Linked DNA regions of Homo sapiens: regions 2 and 3 are each linked to region 1. Evidence: chromatin contacts called from ENCODE Hi-C or POLR2A ChIA-PET data. All regions are on one chromosome and are shown on one strand. Each heading gives the region's core, a stretch centred on a gene start or an enhancer-like site at or near the end of the contact. The rest is flanking DNA. Distances are from core to core; before and after follow the strand shown.

Region 1 (3,369 bases), core at 530-3,029:
GCCTTCGCCCTACCCGCTTACCTAACCCCTATGATTTGTTGAGAATCTGCTAGCTTTCTTTATGGAGATGTCAATTCCTCATGCGTGTCATAGACATGGAGTCATTCATTCAATAAATATTTACTGAGAACCTTTCGTGTTTTGTGCTTGCTTCATGTCAGTTACTTGTGCTAAAAAATAAGGTGGTTTCTATTCTTTTCTTCCTCCCCTGGAAGTCATTCCAGAGTTTTTGTCCCTTCCCAATAACTCAATTTCAGATTATTTGCTCAAGGAGTAAAAAATTAGCAGAAGTTACTGAGTATTCATCTGGGGGACTTCATTCTAGCCAGAGAATTTGGCATATCAGCCTAAATTCTCTAGACTTCAAAATTCCCGTTCTTTCTTTCTCTCTCTTTTTAATTTGTAAAATTCCTATCTACTATTATTATCTCTAAGTCCCTGCATGTTTGCTAATGTCACGCACTCAACATAAGCATGAGATGCTCGGAAATTTGTTTGCTAAATCATCTGGCAAATGGTCTTGTTGATGTCTGCTGAGCTGCTCAGAGCCTACAGTTGTTAAGTACTTATTACAGGAACCCAGCAGGGCAAATTAAGAAAGCTACATGTATGCTTGTTATTTTAGGACTATTATGCTATGCTTCTGAGGGGGCTGCATATTGGACTTTCTGACCTGAAAGGACTTGCTGTTCTTTAGTCAGAGGTTGCTGCGTGGAATCTGAATCTTTGACCCGGCAACAATAAAAGTGATTATCTTCAAGGGGGAGAATGTCCTCTAGTTGCTTTTCATAGTTCAGCCTGCTGGAAAATGTAAAACACTTATTTAGGCAGCTCTAGGTTCACTTGGTATGTCATATTTTATAACTAAGCTGGGAGCTTTTTCTACTTACACATTAAGTTATTTACTTCATTTTTAAATGTAAGTGCTTTATCTAAACAGGACTCCAAAGCTTAAGCTCTTAGCACAGGGTGAGCATGCTTCCCAGCCCATGCAAAAAGATATGTGGCGGGGCAGAGCTGTTATTAAAATTATAGCTGATGCTCCCCCTGCTTTTTTGGGGAGTGCATATTACAAATTGAAGCTGCCAGCTAAGTAACTTACACATCACTTAGGGTGGATTTTAAAATAACTATACAGCTCCTTTAGTCTTTCTAAGAACTACTTATAAAGCAAATTTTGGGTGTCTGAAAATTTCTTAATATGTAAAAGCTTGGGAAAAATATGATCAAAAGTATTTTAAGTGCATTAACTTTAGAACTCCTAAAAATGCCGATTTTCTGGAAAACAGGAATTTATTATTGTCATCACTTTAGACTTTCATCTTTTGTAATGTATTGTGTTCTACCAAAGCTCTGCCTTTGGTACCTTCTTTTGGCATCACAGCTGTGCTTAAAATACCTTTCCAGCAGTTTAAGTTATCTCAAATGGTCATCTGGTTAAAAATGCTGCTGCTGCTGTTGCTGTAATTTACAAGAGAATGTCCTTGAAGTCGTGTGTTTCCTCAGAAGTTTTGTCAGTTTCATAAGCCTTAAAAATGTAAGTGTTGCAAAAGAGAGTTGGCCTTTCCCTTTCTGTTGTAGATATTTTTTAATAATGCAAGCTGCTTAAGCACAGAGTTAATGTCCAACATGCCTTTTTCTAGCAGGAGACTTTGTACTTTATAAATGCTTTATGATGTTAAGTATTTGTGAGAAGTAAAAGAACTTGACTTTTCAAAATAATAAAAAGCACTGGGTAATCACCCCATTAAGAAGTCAGATGCCAGATCTGAATGTACCTTAACACGTCAGTTTCTATGAATATGCTCATGATTCACTTTCTGGGAATCTGCCTGTGTTTCTCTCATCTCAAGAGCAACAATTACTTCTCATGAAGACTCTAGGGCAGGAGTCAGCAAACAATTTCCGTAAAGGGACAGATAGTATTTTAGGCTTTGCAGGCCAGGAGTACAAATTAAGAATAGTGTGAAAGTATTCCACACATTTCCACACATTTTACTGACAAAATTTTAATATAGTAGTAATGAAAGGGTATACTTTTTAAATGTAATACAGGTCTACTAATGAGAAGAATGGATTGTTGTGGGGGAGAGTTGACATTTTGCCTAATTAGAGTTCAAAGGTAGCATTTCTTATCAAAAACCATTCTGAGCTCAAGGGCCATATAAAAGTAGGCAGCAGGCTGGATTTGGCCCACAGGACCATAGTATGTCCTAGAAGGGGGCTTTGCTCAAAGTGTGTTCTTGGGAGCAGCTGATTTCATGTCACTGCGGTGGCCTCTTAGACCTGCAGAGCCCAGACTCCACCAGAGGTTCTCAGGCTCATCTGATCAAACCTGTGCTTGCCTCTGTTGCAACGTTGGTTTAGTGGTCAAAGTATATTTCCTATCTTTTGGAAATCCAGCTGTCACTTTCCATGACGTCCTTCAATTCAGCCTTCACATTCACATGGGCTCAGCTGTCCCTCTTTTTTTTTGTTTTTTTTTTTTTGAGATGGAGTTTCGCCCTTGTCGCCCAGGCTGGAGTGCGGTGGCACAGTCTCAGCTCACTGCAACCTCCGCCTCTGCGTTCAAGCCATTCTCCTGCCTCAGCCTCCCAGGTAGCTGGGATTACAGGTGCGCGGCACCATGCCCGGCCAATTTTTGTATTTTTAGTAGCAACGGGGTTTCACCACGTTGGTCAGGCTGGTCTCGAACTCCTGACCTCAAGTGATCTACCCTCCTTGGCCTCCCAAAGTGCTGGGATTACAGGCGTGAGCCACCGCATCCAGCCCAGCTGTCCCTCTTTAAAAAAAAAAAAAAAATCGTTGTTTTGACACTGCCATGCTCTACCTCCCATCCCATCCCCCACACTCAAGGCAGGTGCTTCCCAGGCACCTTGTGTGCGTGTGGCCCCACTGTGCATGCTCATGCAGTAGAGCTCCCGTCCCCACCACTAGATCAAAGCTACACTCAAAGGCTGCCAAGACTCCTGCTGGCAGACCCAGTCTTTGCTGTCCTAAACCTCTGCTTGTCCTTTGACACTGCTAGGAGCCCCCTTCGCACCAGAATAGCTCCTCTTTGCCGATATATCTTAAGGTCTTAAGGTATAGCCGAGTAAAGTTCTTGAAGAAACATTACCTGGTGGCCTGGGAGAATTCTTCAGGCACAGTTAGTAATTGTGTAAATGCGTCTGTTACCATTTGATGGGGGTATTAACTGGGCTTGGGAGTACAGTAGCTGAATAGGACCTTGCCTGGGGTAGGAGTCTGGGGCTTTGAGAGGTAGATGGAATCTGAAGGTGCACGAACATAGCAGCCCGTGGGGGTACTGATGGGTATTCAATTCTCAAGAGAATGAGATCCAAGACTGGCTCTCTCTCTCAGTTGATG
Region 2 (3,319 bases), core at 777-3,276, 35 kb after region 1:
TCCCTTCTTCTGTTCAGTGGTGCCCCCTCTACCTGGGCCCTGTGTGGCATTCCCCTCTGCTTCCTCTGGATCCTTGGCTCCATTAATTTTTTTCCACATTCTCCTATCTTCAGTCGCTTCCTTTTCCCTTTCTTTTTTCTTTCTTTTTTTTTTTTTTTTTGTGAGGCGGAGTCTTACTCTGTTGCTCTGTTGCTATGCTGCGATCTTGGCTCACTGCAACCTCCGCCTCTCAGGTTCAGGCCTCCTGCCTCAGCCTCCTGAGTAGCTGGGACTACAGGCATGTGCCACCATGCCCAGCTAATTTTTGTATTTTTAGTAGAGACGGGTTTTCCCATGTTGGTCAGGCTGGTCTTGAACTCCTGACCTCGTGATCCACCTGCCTCGGCCTCCCAAAGTGCTGGGATTACAGGCATGAGCCACTGGGCCCGGCTTTCCTTTTCCCTTTCTTTTTCCAGACAGGTAAAATGCACAAGGCTTGACCGTTCTTTTAAAAACGCTTCTCCACTGAAATGACTCTCCGTGGTCACAAATAACCTCTTTATTCCTGAAGCCAGTGGACCCTTTTCAGTTTTGCTCTCATCTGTTTTCTCCACTGTCAGCCACATGCCTTTTCCACCAATTTGCCTTCTTTTTTTTTTTCCTCTCTCTTTTTTTTTTTTTATTTTACTTTAAGTTCTAGGGTACATGTGCACAAGGTGCAGGTTTGTTACATATATATACATGTGCACAAGGTGCAGGTTTGTTACATATATATACATGTGCCATGTTGGTGTGCTGCACCCAATAACTCGTCATTTACATTAGGTATATCTCCTAATGCTATCCCTCCCCACTTCCCCCACCCCATGACAGGCCCCGGTGTGTAATGTTCCCCTTCCTGTGTCCAAGTGTTCTCATTGTTCAGTTCCCACCTATGAGTGAGAACATGCGGTGTTTGTTTTTTTTTCCTTGCAATAGTTTGCTGAGAATGATGGTTTCCAGCTTCATCCACATCCCTACAAAGGACATGAACTCATCCTTTTTTATGACTGCATAGTATTCCATGGTGTATATGTGCCACATTTTCTTAATCCAGTCAATTTGCCTTCTTAAAACTTCTTGGTGGCCCAGCACGGTGGCTCATGCTTATAACCCCAGCCCTTTGGGAGGCTGAGGTGGGTGAATTGCTTGAGCCCAGGAGTTTGAGACCAGCCTGGGCAACATGGTGAAAACCCGTCTCTACAAAAAATACAAAAATTAACCCGATGTGGTGGCACTTGCCTGTGGTTCCAGCTACCTGGGAGACTGAGGTGGGAGAATCACCTGAGCCTGGGAAGTCGAGGTTGCATTGAGCTGAGATTGCGCCAGTGCACTCCAGCCTGGGTGACAGACTGAGGCCCTGTCTCAAACAATAAAACTTACTGGTTTTCCTGCCTGATTGCTTTCTCTGAACTGTACCCTAGATCTTCCTACCGTGGTGGTTCAGATGAGAGATGATGGTAGCCTGTATGTGGGTAGTGCTTATCAGAGATGGAAATAAAATTGACAAGAGTTGATAATGTATTAGAAGCGGAGGCTAAGAGAGAGGTAAGCAAGATAATCACTAGGTTTCTGACTTGCATAATTGGGCGGTGATGTCATTCACTGAGATTAGAAGCATTCCAGGGCGACTATGTGGTAGAGAGGCTACAATGAATTCAACTTTAGATGTATTGGAGATGTGTTTAGAATGTCTTAAGGGTAAATGTCACATAGGCTTTTATTTATTTATTTATTTGAGACAGAGTTTCGCTCTTGTCGCTCAGGCTGGAGTGCAGTTGGGTGATCTTGGCGCATTGAGACTTCCACCTCCCGGGTTCAAGCAATTCCCCTGCCTCAGCCTCCTGAGTAGCTGGGATTACAGGCATGCACCACCACGCCCAGATAATTTTTGTATTTTTAGTAGAGGCGGGGTTTCACCATGTTGGCCAGGCTGGTCATGATTTCCTGACCTCAAGTGATCCGCCCACCTCGGCCTCTCAAAGTGCTGTGATTACAGGCATGAGCCATCGCACCTGGCCATGAAGGCTTTTAGATGGGTCTGGAGCTTGGAGGAGAAGTCTGAACTAAGGATAAACTAAAGGTAAGTTGCTGAGTCATCTGTAGAGAGGTGGGAATTGAGGGCACGGATGAGACAGCCTAGAAGAAAAGGAGGAGAAGATGAGAAGAGAGTATCGAGGTATTGGAAACTGGGGAGGGCAGACAAGTCTAAAAAGGAGACTGGAAAAAAGTAGTTGAAGATGGAGAGGGCAAATCTGGGCAGTGTTGGGACACGGAAGCTGAGGAAAAGAGCAGTTCAAGATGCTTGAAATGAACACACCAAAAATACTGTGAACTATTCAGCACGTCCTTGTTTTATAAGTAAAATTCATAGTCACATCAGCGAAATAATTTTAAATGTATGTCTGTTGACTTAAATATTGGTTTTCTTTTGTGACTGAGGTTCCAGTACTTAGGAAAGGAAATGAAAGAGAGGCAGGGCACTCAGGGCTGACTGTCTTCTCAAAGTGCTAACTGATAGACTCTTCCAAGAATGGAATCATTTGTGTTTTCTTTTTTTTTTTTTTTTTTTTTTTTTGAGACGGAATCTCGCTCTGTCGCCCAGGCTGGAGTGCAGTGGCGTGACCTCGGCTCACTGCAAGCTCCGCCTCCCGGGTTCACGCCATTCTCCTGCCTCAGCCTCCCGAGTAGCTGGGACTACAGGCGCCCGCCACCACGCCCGGCTAATTTTTTGTATTTTTAGTAGAGACGGGGTTTCACCATTTTAGCCGGGATGGTCTCGATCTCCTGACCTCGTGATCCGCCCGCCTCGGCCTCCCAAAGTGCTGGGATTACAGGCGTGAGCCACCGCGCCCGGCCTCATTTGTGTTTTCTATTAAAACATATAACCCAGGGTATTAGACCACCATGGTGGTCACGGCGATCACAAAATATTTTTAACTGGTTTGCTGTGAGCTGATTTAGTGTTCTGAAATTTTATTATCTTGACTGGTAGAATTATTGGAACCAGCCATACATGTTAGAGTGATTGACAGCTACTTCTGATGAGGCTTTTATTGGATCTCAGGCAGCCTGCAAGTCACTGTCCTTTGCATTCAGATGCATTTATTTCCACAGCCTCCAGGGTAGCTAATGTTATTTTTCCTTCCCATTCCGAAATTTTAAGATGCCTCAGCTTTAGCCTGGCTCCTAAACTGATGGACAAGAGGAGAATATGAAGAGGAAGACGGGTCTCCTGGAATCCTCAGTTCCCAGGCTCTTCCCTCCAGTGGTCCAGGAACACTTTTGTCCCTGTCATAGA
Region 3 (3,229 bases), core at 1-2,500, 64 kb before region 1:
AGACAATTGTTCTGCTGCAGTGCCCACCAGGGGCTGGTAAGGAAGTCTGAGTGTTTACTGCCTCCCTTCCCTGTCCAAAGGTCATTTGCGCTTTTCGGTCTCGGACGAAAGAACACTGTGGAAAGGAAGGCGCGGGTCATTTTCAGAGGCTCTGCAAAGGACGGGCCGCCTACCGGGGGTGGAAATCCTTAATTACACCCTTCTGCCTCGGAATCCGTCTTCCCGGCAGTGTCTTGCACTGCCACCTCCTCGGGTGACTCAGCTGACCTGAAATGCCCACCCTACGGAAGATCAAGAAAAGTAGTTTTCTAAGAAGGTTAGAGGTTTGATTACACAGAGAAGTGTTTCCACTTAAGTCCAAAGCAATTACCCGCCCCCTCCCCCAGGGCCGCCTCCCCGCCACCCGCAGCAGAAAAGGACAGACCCCCACGCACGTACCCCCATTTTGTTGGTGCGTGTGAATTTCAAATGGCGCAGTAAGTTCATTAGTGTTTTCAATCGGCGGCGGGCAGACCCCTCATCAGAGCCGAAAGCCGGCAAGAGCCATTCATCAGCGTGAAGTGTTATTCACGGATGACCCCTAAATCACGGCGAGAGTAGTAAAGGCACTGATTGGTCACAGCATGGGAGCCTCGGTGCTTTCCCGAACCCGACGCGGCCGGGAGGAGGGAAGGAGGGAGGGGCGGCGAACGTGGTTCAGTCCGGCAAATCCCATTTGACAGAAAAAGGCAGTAAACGGGGAATCTCTTTTTTTGAATAAAGAAGAAGAAGAAATAAAGTACCTGTCATCTTGACAAGTGGCGGAGCGGAGGAGTCAAGGATTATAAATGATCACAGCCAGGTCCAGCTCGCCCCGTGATTGGGCTCTCCCGCGATCTGCACCGGGGGAAGCGCATGGTAGGCTCCTCTCCTCTCCTCCTCTCCCTCGCACACTCCCGCACACACACACACACACACACACACGGACACGTGTACGCGCCCGGGCTCGGGCACACTCGGCCCGGCGCGTCCCCCGCCGCACAATTACGGTCCTGGATGCCGCTCCCTGGCCGGGCGTCCCGCGGGCCTCCTCACCTGGCCCTTCTCGCCTTCCTCCTCCCTCGCCTCCCCGGTCCTCCCGCTCGCGGGCTGAACCCCGAAAACTCCGGCCCGGCCTGGTCCGCCGCCTTGGAGGAGGCTGGAGGGGCCGGCGGGCGGGGAGAGGGGGAGCGCGGGGGAGAGAAAGAAAGTGAACTCATTGGCGCGCGGGCGCCCTCCCCTCCCGCGTCCCCGGGCCGCGCGGCCGGGGGCGGGCAGGGAAGGAAGTTGTAACACTCGCGCCCCCTCCCCGCCCCCGCCCCGCCGGCGCCCGCTCCCCGCTCCCTCGGCGGGGCCCCCCTCCCCCGCGCCCGGCTCCTTTGAATTTGGCCCGGCGCGGTGTGCGCGCGGCTCGGGCGGACGCGGCGGCTGCTGCCGGGGAGCGAGCCGGCGGCGCGGGCGAGCCGAGCGCGGTAAGTGCGGCGCCGCCGCCGGCGCGCCCTCCTTCCTTTATGGGGTCCTAGTGCCGGGCCGCGGCGCCGGGAGCTGGCGGGCGCGAGCTGGGACGGCGCGTGGCCCCGGGAGGCGGCGGACGCGGGGACATCTTCTCAGCGCGCGGATTCTCTCCACGGTCCGGCCTCCCCGTCCCCGCCCCGCCCTCGCGCCAGCCACCTCCGGCCGCCGGCTCAGGTGGGAACTTCGCCGGCGCCTCTCGCCCGGGGAGCCAGGCGCCGCGCCCCCGTACTGGGGAGCCCCGGGGTCCCTGAGGAAGGCAGTCCGGAGGCTGGGCGCCCAGTGGGGGCGGGGAGGGGAGCCCGCCAGGTCCTCTTCGGCCCCCGATGTGTGGCGAGGCCCCGCGTCTTCTGCGGGGGCGTCTTAACAGGATCCTGGGGGGCTTCCAGCGAGCGGAAAGCCCCGGGATGTCACCGCTTTCCGGGGCAGGCAGGGGACAGAAGGCTTCTGCAGCGATCAGGGAGCCAAGTTGAAAAGGAGTGAAGGAGGGAGAGTGCGGGGCGAGGGGTAGCGTGGGGAGTGGTGGATCACGGCTGAAACTTGATCGGGAAACTCTGGATGGGGTTGGAAACACACACAAAATATCCTGAGCTGGGCGTTTCAAAAATTACGAATTTATGAGCCTGCAACTGAGATTCTAAGTCCCTCTCGTGTTTTACAACCGATTACAAAGAGCTTCACGTATTTTAGGTTGAGGCGGGTTGTGTCTGATTGATCTTTGCTGAGCATCTTACTATGCAGCTTGGATTCCATTCTTACTGCCTCACCTTTAAGGTAGCTGGAGTGGTAACTTGTTAATTTTTATTGTAGAGAGAGGGTAACAAGTACTTGTACCGTGTAATACATCACACACGTGTGTTTCCCCAAGTCACTGTAATTTGGAGGTAGAGAAAAGTTTCCAGGTACGTGTGAGGAGGTGCAATGGAAATGAAAGGCTGAGAGCTGTCCTAGACTTTTTACAGGGCCCCAGACGGCTGGGATGCCCGAGAACAGGACTGTCTCTTCATCATGCTCTATTTCTTATCTTCTGACAATGTATTTTGTCAAACATTGGTAGACTCTGGCAGAATCCACTGGGTGGTCTTTTCACTAGAAATAGACATATGTTGAGGCATTACCTTTCCCTTCTCTTGTCAAAAGAAAAAAGGTGGATATGGCATCTCTGGAAAGCTTGGAAGAGTATCCCAAAAGATGGTATTGTAACTGAACAGAACTTGGTGATTTGATCCCTTAGTGAATTTCTTTAAAATAATGACGCATATCCCTTTTTCCCCACTGCCTACTTGGAGAAGTATTTGTAGTCTTTATGTATTAATATATTGAGAACAGACTGACTTTAGAATTAAGAGCAACTGTGTAATAATAATTATCTATTTTAATATTTCAATTAAAACAAGATTTTATAAATTCAACAATCTTGCTTTGTGCATTCCTTAATACACTTTTAATTATCTAAAACTTCGAGCATGTATATCTTAATATATAAAATTCTTGTATGAGCCCTGAAAGTTTGGATTTGTAATTCTAAATGCAGAGTAAATATTTAATTCTTGATCTAAGAGTGAGAGGTTAGTTCAGTAATAAGACTTGCTAATCCCACTTTAAAATGTCATGGCATTCACAAATTATTCCTAAATTCTTCAAAGATAGGAGTTTATAATGAGTTTAGTTATTCTATTGTGTATTTCAGGATTGTCTG

The links. Hi-C counts contacts between places; a loop is a spot of excess contacts on that map. ChIA-PET counts read pairs that join two places held with the same protein, here RNA polymerase II (POLR2A). Pooled maps may share reads with other maps.
Region 2: a loop to region 1 is called in a map of Caco-2, with 5 times the contacts of the local background. The contact joins the promoter of TENM3 here to the enhancer-like site in region 1. A Hi-C loop is called at or near these places in 4 of 168 maps with a recorded cell type or tissue (Caco-2, mesothelial cell of epicardium, prostate gland and 1 more). POLR2A ChIA-PET finds 5 or more read pairs at or near these places in 2 of 52 experiments (Caco-2 and MCF 10A).
Region 3: a loop to region 1 is called in a map of prostate gland, with 4 times the contacts of the local background. The contact joins the promoter of TENM3-AS1 here to the enhancer-like site in region 1. A Hi-C loop is called at or near these places in 6 of 168 maps with a recorded cell type or tissue (Caco-2, MCF 10A, gastrocnemius medialis and 3 more) and 1 of 50 pooled maps. POLR2A ChIA-PET finds 5 or more read pairs at or near these places in 4 of 52 experiments (H1, HEK293T, MCF 10A and 1 more).

What each region holds. Positions count from the first base shown.
Region 1 is chr4:182,206,497-182,209,865 of GRCh38, forward strand. It overlaps LOC105377572 (a long non-coding RNA gene), which reads right to left. Exons shown (of 3, transcript XR_007058400.1): 3 at 1-3,369. It also overlaps a transcript of TENM3 not described here. Among named protein-coding and RNA genes, the nearest start is that of TENM3, 35 kb to the right of the region's middle. RefSeq lists a silencer at 946-1,145 and an enhancer at 2,220-2,721. Within about 2 kb of position 1,780, at least 2 of the 41 ENCODE cell types and tissues checked have a DNase peak (open chromatin) inside an H3K27ac peak, as active enhancers do; they include mammary epithelial cell, where a contact is called at or near this core.
Region 2 is chr4:182,241,376-182,244,694 of GRCh38, forward strand. TENM3 (teneurin transmembrane protein 3) reads left to right here and starts at 2,027. Exons shown (of 28, transcript NM_001080477.4): 1 at 2,027-2,101.
Region 3 is chr4:182,143,265-182,146,493 of GRCh38, forward strand. TENM3-AS1 (TENM3 antisense RNA 1) reads right to left here and starts at 1,251. Exons shown (of 5, transcript NR_125905.1): 1 at 1,075-1,251; 2 at 783-876; 3 at 439-580; 4 at 174-281. It also overlaps a transcript of TENM3 not described here. RefSeq lists an enhancer at 1,508-2,496.